Linked DNA regions of Homo sapiens: all the other regions are linked to region 1. The links are chromatin contacts, found by Hi-C or POLR2A ChIA-PET in ENCODE. All regions are on one chromosome and are shown on one strand. The core of a region is the stretch at or near the end of the contact, and the rest is flanking DNA. Distances in the headings are between cores, read along the strand shown.

Region 1 (3,858 bases), core at 896-3,395:
CACACACACACACACAAAACAAGAAACATGATGTGGTATGGCCTTGCACCTTGGGTTTGGCTGGCCAACCAAGGGGAAAACCCCTGACCCAAGCTGTCCTGGGCACATTCTCTTTTTGGTATTTGGAAATGGAGACGAGAAAGCTGAGTCAGAATCTACGTGTGTGACAGTCCCTGCCATGTGTAAGCTTGGGCATTCTGGGGAGGCCATGTTTTGCTCTGTGAACTAAAGGGCAGAAAAAGCCATTCAGTAAAGAGAAACAAAGGAGATGAGTGCTGTATAATCTCCTGTTGCTGCTGTAACAAATTACCACAAACTTAATGGCTTAAGACATACAGATGTGTGATCTTACAGTGCTGGAAGTCAGAAGTCTAAAATTGGCTGGCCGTTTGCATTCTTTCAGAGGCGATAGGAGAAATTCTATTTCCTTGCTTTTTCCATCTGAGGCTGCCTGAATTCCTTGGCTTATGGCTACATCACTCCACTCTGCTTCCATTGGTCACATCTTCTCTGACTCTGACCTTCTTACCCGCTTCTAAGGACTCTTGTGATTACACTGAGCTCACCTGGATAATCCAAAATAAATTCTCCATCTCAAGATATTTAATTTAATTGCAAGGTTCCTTTTGCTATATAAAGTAGCATTTTACAAGTTCCAGGAATTAGGACACCTTATGTGTGGTGGGGGACGGGGGGTCATTATTTGCCTACCCTAAAAGCTCAAGGAGGAACAGTGATGACAGGTTCCAATAAAATGAAAAGTTCCAGTAGCAAGCCATTCCTGCATTTCTGCTCTTGGATGCCATGACACACTCTTATACTCCTGTAAGAAGCCTTTTGGGCAACAGCTGCCTGAGCGCTCTGTTGACATGAATTCTGAAGACTTATTGGAATGTCATGATGAGTGAATGAATGTCTGCCAGGGCACCAAACAAGGAGAGCTATCTCATATGTGTCACAAATTCGCCATCCTTGCTCAGGATTAGAAGTTGTAGAATTAGTATGGCTGGGTGTAAAGAATCATTTTGTTCATTATAAAAAGGGGGCTTAAACTATGAACATTTAAATCCTTGTTAATAGTACCAGAACCTTAATTAAGGGCTATTTGCCTCAGGAGCCTGTCTGTAATCTCAGGAGCTGAGAGTAGGTAGGCCACATGTTACCATGCACTAGATGCATAGCACTTAGGAAAAAAATCAACTTGATGATTTTGCTACATAACACCTCTCCCTTTGAACAAAACAGTTGCTGTTTGGGGTCCCAGATCACAAACCTTTGAACAAAACAGTTGCTGTTCAGAATCACTGATCACGGACCTTAGGATCGCATCATACGGCTCCTCCTAAGTAGCATGGCCACAGGCAGGAGGCAATCTGTCTCACTAGGCAAAGCATTTTTCCATGTCAGAGCATTTGCTCACAAGAGAAGGCCATTGGTTTCAGCAACCCAAAGTTTTCTTTCTGTCAGTTTTGTTTAGTGCCCTGTGCCAGGAGCTCACTTATGCCTGTATCCTTGGCTCAATTTAATAGGGAATTCTGCCCTGAGTGACACTTAATAACCTCAGTAACCGCTAGCTCCAGTGTTCTCAGTGACTTCATAGTGCTGAAATTACATCGTCACATTCACACCAGCTAGAAACAAAGATAAGCCCAAGATGGCACAGAATTCATGAGGAGCCGAAGGGTGAGCTGGAGGGTATGGCTACGTTTTTTAAACGGCATCAAGAACTCAACCTGTCTCTCAGAATCAGTGAGAGCACTTAAAAGGAGAGGAGCCAGACTAAATAACTCACCAGGCAGACCTCCTCTGCTTAACTGCCTTGAAGTTTTCCCTTCCTGAAGAATTCTTTCCTCTCTGAAGATTTAAGGAGGCACATGTGATCTAATCCCCCACACTAGCTTCTAAACCCTGTAGAATGAGTGTTTACAAAGTAGAATCTTTTACTAGATATTGTAAGAGAGATGTCTGTGTGTGTTTTGCCAAGAAATTAAAATCCAGTCTTTGCCAAGGAGCATAAATATACTTGGCAGAATCCAGAGGCTCAGTAGCAAAGATAAAAGTAATTGTTCCCTTCAGCCAATTGCTCACACTTATTACAAAACATTTATCTTCCCCCAGGGTGGATTTTCTCCTCTGATGCCGTCTGGCCCAGGAGGACATCATCCTCCGCCCTGGAGGGCCCATGAGATGCTCAGGGCCACATCAGTACATTTCTATGCAGCTCCAGATAGGTACAACCCACAGAGTACAATTACTGACCTGAAACATTTCATCTCTCAGGGATGTGATATTTTCCCCTCCAGTAATGATCAACTTTTAAGAAAGACATTTATATTTTAACTATGTCATTCTTTCCAGTGCTTTAAAACCTGATTTGATTTTCTTCAGCTCTCTGGGCTTTATATAAATGTCAGTAAACTGAATGGGCTGTCAACACCTAGATTAATGATTGGCTAACAGGAGATTTCTTGGTTTTATATTCAGTGAAGCAACTCAGGGACTGTAAGCACTGTGGTGCTTTTACGATTTTTCCCTTAACCCTTTTATGCCCCTAAAGACGTATCACCCTGGGAGAAAAACAACCACAGTGGTCTGATTCTGAGTAAAACCTCTCTGTTCTTCCTTTTCCTGTGCGGTGTGCCCCAAACCAACTAATTATCAGAAAACTAAAATGTTGATACACCCAAATTTAAACTGGTTAAAACTTTTTAACACAATTTGAAGGTCAAAACAAGTCTAACATTTCAACAAAAACTTGTGCCATCATCAGTAACTAAAATTTAATAATACTTGGCAGTGAATTCAATTTACTCTGTGTACTTGACAATACTACAGCTGCGTTTCTTTCTAAAATAGCCTCTAAAACGTTTCAAATAACGCAATTGCTCATTTGTTTAGAACTATAGTTGTTTGTGTACTTATCTTACTTTTCTCTTGAATTGTGTGTTCCTGGAAGGGAGACACTTCAAAGCATTGCACAAGGAAACCAAACATGCATCAGACATAATCCCTGTCGTTCAGGACTTGAAAACACAAGAGATGAGAACTTCACACAAACAGCCATCCCCATCTTCTAATGGTCCTCTTCTTTTTCTCCTTGCACCCCACTGCTACACTTGCAAAAAACACAAACATTGCTTATTATTTATTAAGTGGCTCTTTTCAAAAACTTCTACAAAAAAAGCCGTCCCTCCAGATCCTTTTGAAAAAGAGTAATCCACATTATAAATCATTCCTATAAATCATCATAATAACATATAATGAGGTTACTATTTGGGATTTTTTGAGCAGAGAGGTAGAGTAGAAAGAGCAAAGAAGGAAGTCTCTTCAGAGAATGACTAAAGTAAGCCATTTGGCAATGTTGTTAACATTGTAGCTCACATTTTATATAAAAGCTAGACACTACAGATTTTAGATTATAAATTATTTTTAAAAATCAAACATCCTGGGGAAATGTTTTTAATACATTAATAATATTATTGTCAAGGTCTTTTCCCACAAAACCACAAATAAAAGAGTATAAAGGTCAGGTGTGGTGGCTCACGCCTGTAATCCCAGCACTTTGGGAGGCCGAGATGGGTGGATCACCTGAGGTCAGGAGTTCGAGACCAGCCTGACCAACATGGAGAAACCCTGTCTGTACTAAAAATATAAAAATTAGCCGGGTGTGGTGGCGCATGGCTGTAATCCCAGCTACTCGGGAGGCTAAGGCAGGAGAATCACTTGAACCCGGGAGGCGGAGGTTGCAGTAAGCCAAGATCGTGCCATTACACTTCAGCCTGGACAACAAAAGTGCAACTGTCACATAAAAAAATAAAAAGGTATAAGATGCATGGTTTTGCACATTTCATGGCCTGA
Region 2 (3,858 bases), core at 947-3,446, 480 kb before region 1:
TAAATTGGTCCTTTGCCGTTTTTTTAAACCTCATGAATGACGGTTGTGTTTAGGGAACATTGCTGTGTATAGGCATTAAGGCATTTCATTGACATTTTTATTTTTTCTTTGGAAAAAAGTTGATATTAAACAGTTCTATGTCTTTTAAAATTAAAATAAGAAAAATTTAAGTAGAGGTGAAAATTCCTAGGCAAAAAAAAAAAGGTCCAACTAGTCTTTTCTTATTCATCTTAAAATAATCATAAAATACTGAAGTGTAGAAAAGTAACATTCAAAGATAACATGTAGGAGAGTGTAGCAGTTAAAGGACATTGGTTTAGAGTCAGAATTACTTGGGCAAATTGCTTAAGCTTTCTATGCCTCAGTTTCTTCATCTATAATGGGAAATAAGATAATATCTACTTCACAAAACTGACAGGAGAAAAATACATAATAAATGTGAAATGTTTATTTAGCAAGGTGCCTGAATTGTAGTGTAATTATTCAAAATAAATATATTATTAGTATAACTTATTGTTATCACAAATCTGCAGTAGAGTATCTTTTATTCTATCCAAGGGATTTGCACCAAATTCTGCAGAAGTGATTGTTATGGCCCAACATTAATCATAGGTGCTCAGACCTTGGAATAAGGCATCCCCTAAGGAAGCCTATTATTGTCGGATGTCGTTTTGACTTCATGAAGTAATAGTCTGGGTTTGTGCTGTTTGTTCAGGAATCCATGTGCTTAGCCATCAATATCTCCAGTTTTCCTTTCCAGCTCAGGATAGGCTTCCACTTCCCAGTCTGCTTTGGTTAGGTGTGGCCACATGCCTTGCCTTGGCCAGTGAAGTGAACAGAAGTGAGGTGCATCACTTCCTGGAAGAAGCCATAAGAACCGGCAGGTGAGTGCAGTGGTTGAAGGATAGAAGTGTTCTCTGCACTCTTAAGCCTGGGTCATACTGTCAAGACAACACAAAGAGCATCTCTGCTAAACCGCAGTGGACATGGAGAGAAAGTGAGAGATAAGCTTTGCTCAAATAAGCCAGAGAGTTTTTGAGTTGTTGCCACAGTATAACCTAGCCTATATGGATTGAAACTCTCTGGTTTTCCCTTCAAACTCTAGAGAAAAAATATATTCTTGGTTACAGTGCAGTAGCTATTTGGATACAATAATTTTAAATGACTATTTTGTGTGTGTGTGTGTGTGTGTGTGTAATGTATTATATGTTAGCATCGAGGGATTTAAGCGAAATAGATTTATATAAATTCCACTTACATTTCTTTTAAAATAGGGTTTATTTCCACTTCACACAGAAGAAATCAACATATCAAAATTACTAGCATATATATGTTTTATTTTTTGTTGTTGTTTGAGGGAGTCCACTGTGATGCCGATGTTAGGACTCTGAACTGCAGGCCTGGTATAATCATTAGGTAATGTTCCCTCTCACTGACAGCCTTACCCAGAATGGTGCCTTGTGAAGCAAAGGAGCTTCCTAAGAGAAGATAACGCGCTGAGCCATGCCCATGGCCTTTGCCTCCCATGAGAAAATAGTCTTCCCTAAGCCCTATTGTGATGTTCCAGTTATAAACAATGGTGCTTAGTACATAGAAGGTCTAAAATGATATTTATTGAATAGATGAGTGGAAGCAGTGCACTGTTCTCCAAATGTCTGGACTCTTTCATGTTTGCATTTTAAAAATAGATGCTGTTGTTTTGTAGATTTGTTTAAAAACATCTTGGTATTAAGACTGACATCTATTCTTTTATAACACTTTACATGTGGTCATGTACCCACAGATTTAGGCTGTTTTATTTTATAGTTTTCACTACAGTTTATTTCACCTGATTATTTCATTTGGGTCTCTAAAATCACATTATGAAATACCTTAATTATTTAAATTAGGAACAGATTAATTATCTCCAGTGTACAAACTCAAATTAATTTCATTATAAACCTGAAGTTTAAATTGATTAATCTTGGAGTGTTTAAGGAATAAAATGGGTTTTTCTTCATCCTTAAGGAGAAAGGCATATTTGATTTGATGAGTCTCTCTTCATCACACCAGTTATGATACTAGGCACAAGATATTTGCAAGAAAACTTCAGATGGATTTTATAAACCAGCCAGAAACCTGTGTGTCTGGGGCTTCTGGGGGAACAATCTGTGAGTCATTTTAAAAAACAAACACACTCATAATCACGGTGCATGTTGTTACCATGGTAATTAGGCCTGTTGAGTTGGCTTGCTTATGTTCCTGCAAAAGCAAGAGGGGGAGAGAAACTGAGAATTCAGAGCTTTGACTATTAGCTTCAATTTGCCTACTGCAGGAGAGAGTGAAGGGGTTTCTCAAGAATGCACTGGCACAGTCATTCTGAGAGGGAAGTGAAGAAACCCTGGCATCCTGCCTTTGTTATTGAATATAGGTTAGCCATATTAGTGTTGGATATTGTGGTTCACAAGGGAGAAAAGGATCATTTGGCATTCTCTTGGGAAAAAGGGGAAAAATAGTTTCTTTCTCTGATATATGACTTCATGTAAGTCTCTAAGGTCAACCTTGTGGAGTGTCTTGTGTGCCTATGCACAAGGTTTTAATGATCCTCTAAAAGGCACCAAATGCTGCTGATGAACATTATTGCAGGTTTAAATGATCTCAGCATATTATTCTAATCTGGTTAGAGGCTAGTTTTAATGAGGCCATTGTTTCAGATCTGATTCCCAAGTAAGCAAGATATCTTTTCTCTGTTTTATGGACTAGGTACGACTCCTTTATCTTGGACAGTCATCTTGTAATGCAGGCCTGTGGGATACAAAGGAGACCAGGGAGGTTATGTGAGCTCTGCCAAATCTATTACTACTCCAGGGGAAAATAAAACCAAATTCTTGGGCTAGTGGAATTACTGTAGGAGAAATCCAGTATGATTCCATGTGAAGAACCAATAGCACCCTTAAATTAAAGGTATGAGTGTACACACAAATCTGTTTTTAAGACTGTTTCTAAATTCACTTTAAGAAGCCTGGGGCCAGGCACAGTGGCTCACGCCTGTAATCCCAGCACTTTGGAAGGCTGAGGTGGGGCGGATCACGAGGTCAGGAGATCAAGACCATCCTGGCTAACGGTGAAACCCCTTCTCTACTAAAAATACAAAAAATTAGCCGGGCGTGGTGGTGGGCGCCTGTACTCCCAGCTACTTGGGAAGCTGAGGCAGGAGAATGGCGTGAACCCGTGAGGAGGAGGTTGCAGTTAGCCAAGATTGTGCCACTGCACTCCAGCCTGGGTGACAGAGCGAGACTCTGTCTCAAAAAAAAAAAAAAAAAACAGTCTGGCTGGGTGTATTTGGCTTACGCCTGTAATCTCAGCACTTTAGGAGGTTGAGGCAGAAGGATTGCTTGACCCCTGAGTTTGAGACCAGCTTGGGCAACGTAGAGACACCCTGTCTCTACAGAAAATAAAAAAAATTAGCTGGGCGTTGTGGTGCACACCTGTGGTCCCAGCTACTACTTGGGAGGCTGATGCAGGAGGATTGCTTGAGCCCAGGAAATTGAGGCTGCAGTGAGCCACGTTCACACCACTGCATTCTAGCGTGGGTGACAGAGCAAGACTCTGTCTCAAAAAAAAAAAAGTCGGGTATCCTCTGAAATGAATAATTATAATGCATTGACTAAAGTTTTACTGCTTAGAATATGCCTCAATCAGATTTTAAAGCAGAACTTTTTAAACTATAGATTTCGTTTTTCCTCTCATATGTGGAAAGAAGATACATGTTTCCCAAACTTTATTCTATATTTAATTTTCTTAACATTAGTAAACAAAACTTAACTTAGTTTTTTTCTGATCATCAAAGTAATTCATACTGATTATTGAAAAATGTGG
Region 3 (3,858 bases), core at 885-3,384, 340 kb after region 1:
CTCCTTGCTCCTCAGCCTGCAGACAGCCTATTGCGGGACCTTGTGATCATGTGAATTAATACTTAATAAACTCCCTTTATATATATATTCCATTGGTTCTATCCCTCTAGAGAACCCGGACTAATACAGACCGGGTCTCCAAGCTGGTCTCGAACTCCTGGGCTCACTCCATCCTGCCACCTCAGTGTCCCAAGTAGCTGAGACCACAGGCGCACACCATCACACCCAGCTTTTTTCTTTTTTTAATTTTTTTTGTAGAGACGGGGGTTTCACTATGTTGCCCGTGCTGGTCTTGAACTCCTGGACTCAAGAGATCCTCCCACCTCAGCCTCCCAAAGTGCTGGGATTACAGGCTGGAGCCACCACACCCAGCCCAATTTACTATTTTTCAAGGTTGAGTCTGAAAAGAAACACAGATAGCCACTCTCGTTCTAAAAGAAAAAGAAAGGGGTTTAACAGAATTTTATGTTAGGGAAGTATTTGAATATGAGGGTATTGTGAAAGAGGAAAAGTTTAATCACTAGTTAGAAGAAAAAGAAAATAAATGCAAAGAATTTAAAGTTCTATTTTAAGCAGAACTCCAAAAAGGTTATTAAGGAAAAAAAAAGTAAAAGTTGAAGAGTTCAACATGTACTTTTATTCCAGTATCCAAATCTCCAGAATGTAGCTGAAAATGTTACATTGGACATCTTCTTTCCGTAAAGAATATTTTATTTTAAAGTCACTTATTTCTATCTTATTTTTTAAATGTTTAATCTCGGTGTTGCGTTATATTTCTAATCAGAAGAAAAATGACCCTTTTCCTTTTAAGTACTTGATTGTGTGTCCTTTGTAATGATTGAAGGTAAAGGACTTTTCAATGTCTCAGTTGTAAAGTAGCAATTTTCTTTCAACTTCCCTTAGTTTCCTAGATAACACTCACCTCAACTCCCAAATCACTCAGCAAAACAACAAAATCCAAGAATGTAAAGTAGTGAAAGAGAAACCTTTCATAATATTTAAATGCATCTTTCCTTTGACATGGTATCATGCCCCTAAACACATAAAATGGTATTTCTGATAATAAATTAATAGCAAAATCCACTTAGGAATAACATGGATGCCTAACCCTTAATTTTGTATAAAACGTAATTTTTATCAACAGAGTCAACCAAAAAGTGGCTTTGACAAGAGTAATCACATTGAAATACTAGATACTGAAGATAATGGAAAACTGTAAGTTTCTCTCAATTTTTTGCTCAAGAAACCACATCTCTTACAGAAGGAAATGATCATAATCCGCTTGTAATTAAACTTGTGCACTGAAGAATAAGGACCTTCCTCCCAATTCGTACCAGCTTAACGGGTGTCACGATAAGAGAATCTCATTACATTCGAGAAAAAGAGCACACAGGACCAGAAACCAGAGGGCAACTGCAGTCCCAAAGACATCAGGTAGTTGGGCTTACACACAGAAAAACCGCAAGCAGCCATTCTTCCGCCTAACATCGAAATCTGAGATCAGCCCACAAACGTCTTAGCCAGAAAGGCTGGCGAAATGCACGCAGCACAGGTACTGGGTACACAAGTTCCTGGTCAAGAGAGAAGTGAGAAAGATCCAGGTTCTGTGAAAATAGCAAATACTGGCAGGGCATTATACACTGTGCACACTCTCCCCGGGCAGATAAGACCAACAAAGATGCATAAACCCACTCAACCGCGTGCACCCAACCCCTCTCCTGGTCCGAGGCACCGGAGGGCGCGGCGACGTCCAGGCTGCCGTGGAGGCCCGGTCCACGCCAAGCCAGACTCAGTCCCGGCCACCGGGCAGCAGCACCGGAGTCTCATTCCCGGTGGGAAGAGATGCAAGGACGCACCCCCAGCCGCTCACCCGCCAGGGCGTGCGGGACAGTGCACGCCGCGGAGGGCGCCGGGACCCTCAGCACCAACGCGCACATCGCTCACCTGGCAGAAGCACCTCTGTGCCGCTGTCTCCGGGGGCTGCTCCTCTCCGTGGCCCGAGCTGAGCAGCCACACGGCGCCCAGGAGGCCAAACAAGAATCCCCAGCCGCGGCCCATTGCAGCTCCGGCAGCTTGTCGCCCCACGCTTGGGAGGCCAGTCCGCACGCTCGGTCGCGGGCCGTGCGCCCTCAGATGAAGCCCGTGCGGGCCGGCCCCAGCGGCGCCCCACCTCCGGGCCGCCTCCCAGGCCCGCCTCGGCCCTCCTGCCTCTCAGCGATCGCCACCTCGCGACCCAGCCTGTGGACGTGCCGCGGCGCCCGCGCCGGCAGCCCGGGGCCTCGGACCGGTTCCTTCCCGCCGCGTGAGGCTGACGCACCGACCAGCTTCCCGGCTCGGCCCCGCCCGGTCCGCTGCGCCCGCGCCCGTCCCCGCCCCCGGCTCCCTGACGCCCCCGGCCTGGAGACGCAACCCGACGCGCACAACCCCAGACCCTGCGCGGGAGTCGGGGGTCCTTCCAGTTCCCAGAGCGAGAGCGAAAGCCGGAGGGGCCTGTGTTTTCCTGCGGGGTTGGGGGGCGGGGGGTGCCCGCCCCGCGCCGCCCCGCCCAGCCCCAGCCCGCTCACTCCCGGCCAATCCTTCCGTATCTCAATGCGAGACAATCAAATCGTACGAATTACGTGTCCACCGTGTTCCCGGCGGAGTCTTAAAGCTGAAAGGGATATTAGAGAGCATCTAGACCAGGGCAGCATATGTCATTTATATTTTTAGTAGCCACAGCAAAAGAGTAAAAATAACAGGTACATTTTATTTTTAAAATATTTTTATTTAACCCCGAATGTGCAAAATATTATTTCAAAATATAACCAACATTAAATTTATTCATAAGATATTTGACTTTTTTTGTCTTTGAAATCCAGTGTGTATTCGATGCGAACTAGACCCATTTCATAGTCAAATGTGGCTGGCTAGTGCCCACTGTATTAGACAGCGAGGGTGGAAGCCACCCGCTCATATCATAGGAAGAAACAGGCCTAGAGAAGTGAGGTAAGGTGAGCAAGGATTGGAGGTCCTCTGATACCCAGTCCTGGTCTTTTAACATTCAGAGTTGGGACTAGTCTATCCGCTTTTTTTTTTTCCAGACAGGGTCTCCCTGGGTCACCCAGGCTGGCCTGCAATGATGCGATCGCAGCTCACTGCAACCTCGAACTCCTGGGCTCAAGCGATCCTCCCACCTAAGCCTCCTGAGTAGCATGAACTACAGGCGTGCGCCACCACGCCTGGCTAATTTTATTTTTAGTAGAAACGAGGTTTCACCATGTTGCCCAGGCTGGTCTCAAACTCCTCAAGAGCGATTCTCCCGCCTCAGCCTCCCAAAGTGCTGGGATTACTTTTTTTTTTTTTTTCGAGGCGGAGTCTCGCTCTGTCGCCCAGGCTGGAGTGCAGTGGCGTCATCTTGGCTTACTGCAATCTCTGCCTCCCAGGTTCAAGAGATTCTCCTGCCTGAGCTTCCCCAGTAGCTGGGATTACAGGCGTAAGCCACCACACACTCGGCTAATTTTTGTATTTTCAGTAGAGAAGGGGTTTTGCCATGTTGGCCAGGCTGGTCTCTAGCTCTGAGCTCAGGTGACCCACCCATCTCAGCCTCCCAAAGTGCTAGAATTGCAGACATGAGCCACCGCACCTGGCCTTACTTTTTGTTTTTTGTTTGTTTGTTTGTTTGTTGTTTTAAGAAGACTTTTTTTTGAGACACTCTCACTTCCTCACCCAGGCTGGAGTGCAGTGGCGCAATCTCGGGTCACTGCAACCTCCGCTTCCCGGGTTTAAGTGATTCTTACGCCTCAGCTACCCGAGTAGCTGGGATTACAGGCCTGCGCCACCATACCCAGCTAACTTTTGTATTTTTAGTAGACATGTGGT

Evidence for each region. A loop is a pair of places that touch in the nucleus more often than their neighbours do. ChIA-PET counts read pairs that join two places held with the same protein, here RNA polymerase II (POLR2A). Pooled maps may share reads with other maps.
Region 2: a loop to region 1 is called in a pooled map, with 6 times the contacts of the local background. The contact joins two enhancer-like sites. A Hi-C loop is called at or near these places in 1 of 168 maps with a recorded cell type or tissue (naive thymus-derived CD4-positive, alpha-beta T cell) and 6 of 50 pooled maps. POLR2A ChIA-PET finds 5 or more read pairs at or near these places in 1 of 52 experiments (T-cell).
Region 3: a pooled map shows a loop between it and region 1 (4-fold over the local background). The contact joins the promoter of ERO1A here to the enhancer-like site in region 1. A Hi-C loop is called at or near these places in 5 of 50 pooled maps. POLR2A ChIA-PET finds 5 or more read pairs at or near these places in 2 of 52 experiments (T-cell and activated CD8-positive, alpha-beta memory T cell).

What each region holds. Positions count from the first base shown.
Region 1 is chr14:52,349,791-52,353,648 of GRCh38, forward strand. No RefSeq gene overlaps it. Among named protein-coding and RNA genes, the nearest start is that of PTGER2, 37 kb to the left of the region's middle. Within about 2 kb of position 2,146, at least 7 of the 41 ENCODE cell types and tissues checked have a DNase peak (open chromatin) inside an H3K27ac peak, as active enhancers do.
Region 2 is chr14:51,871,140-51,874,997 of GRCh38, forward strand. The region is part of intron 1 of GNG2 (G protein subunit gamma 2); the gene reads left to right. Among named protein-coding and RNA genes, the nearest start is that of GNG2, 12 kb to the left of the region's middle. Within about 2 kb of position 2,197, at least 5 of the 41 ENCODE cell types and tissues checked have a DNase peak (open chromatin) inside an H3K27ac peak, as active enhancers do.
Region 3 is chr14:52,693,424-52,697,281 of GRCh38, forward strand. It overlaps ERO1A (endoplasmic reticulum oxidoreductase 1 alpha), which reads right to left and starts at 2,135. Exons shown (of 16, transcript NM_014584.3): 1 at 1,945-2,135. The coding sequence starts at 2,058. RefSeq lists enhancers at 1,660-2,161, 1,767-1,816 and a silencer at 2,067-2,606.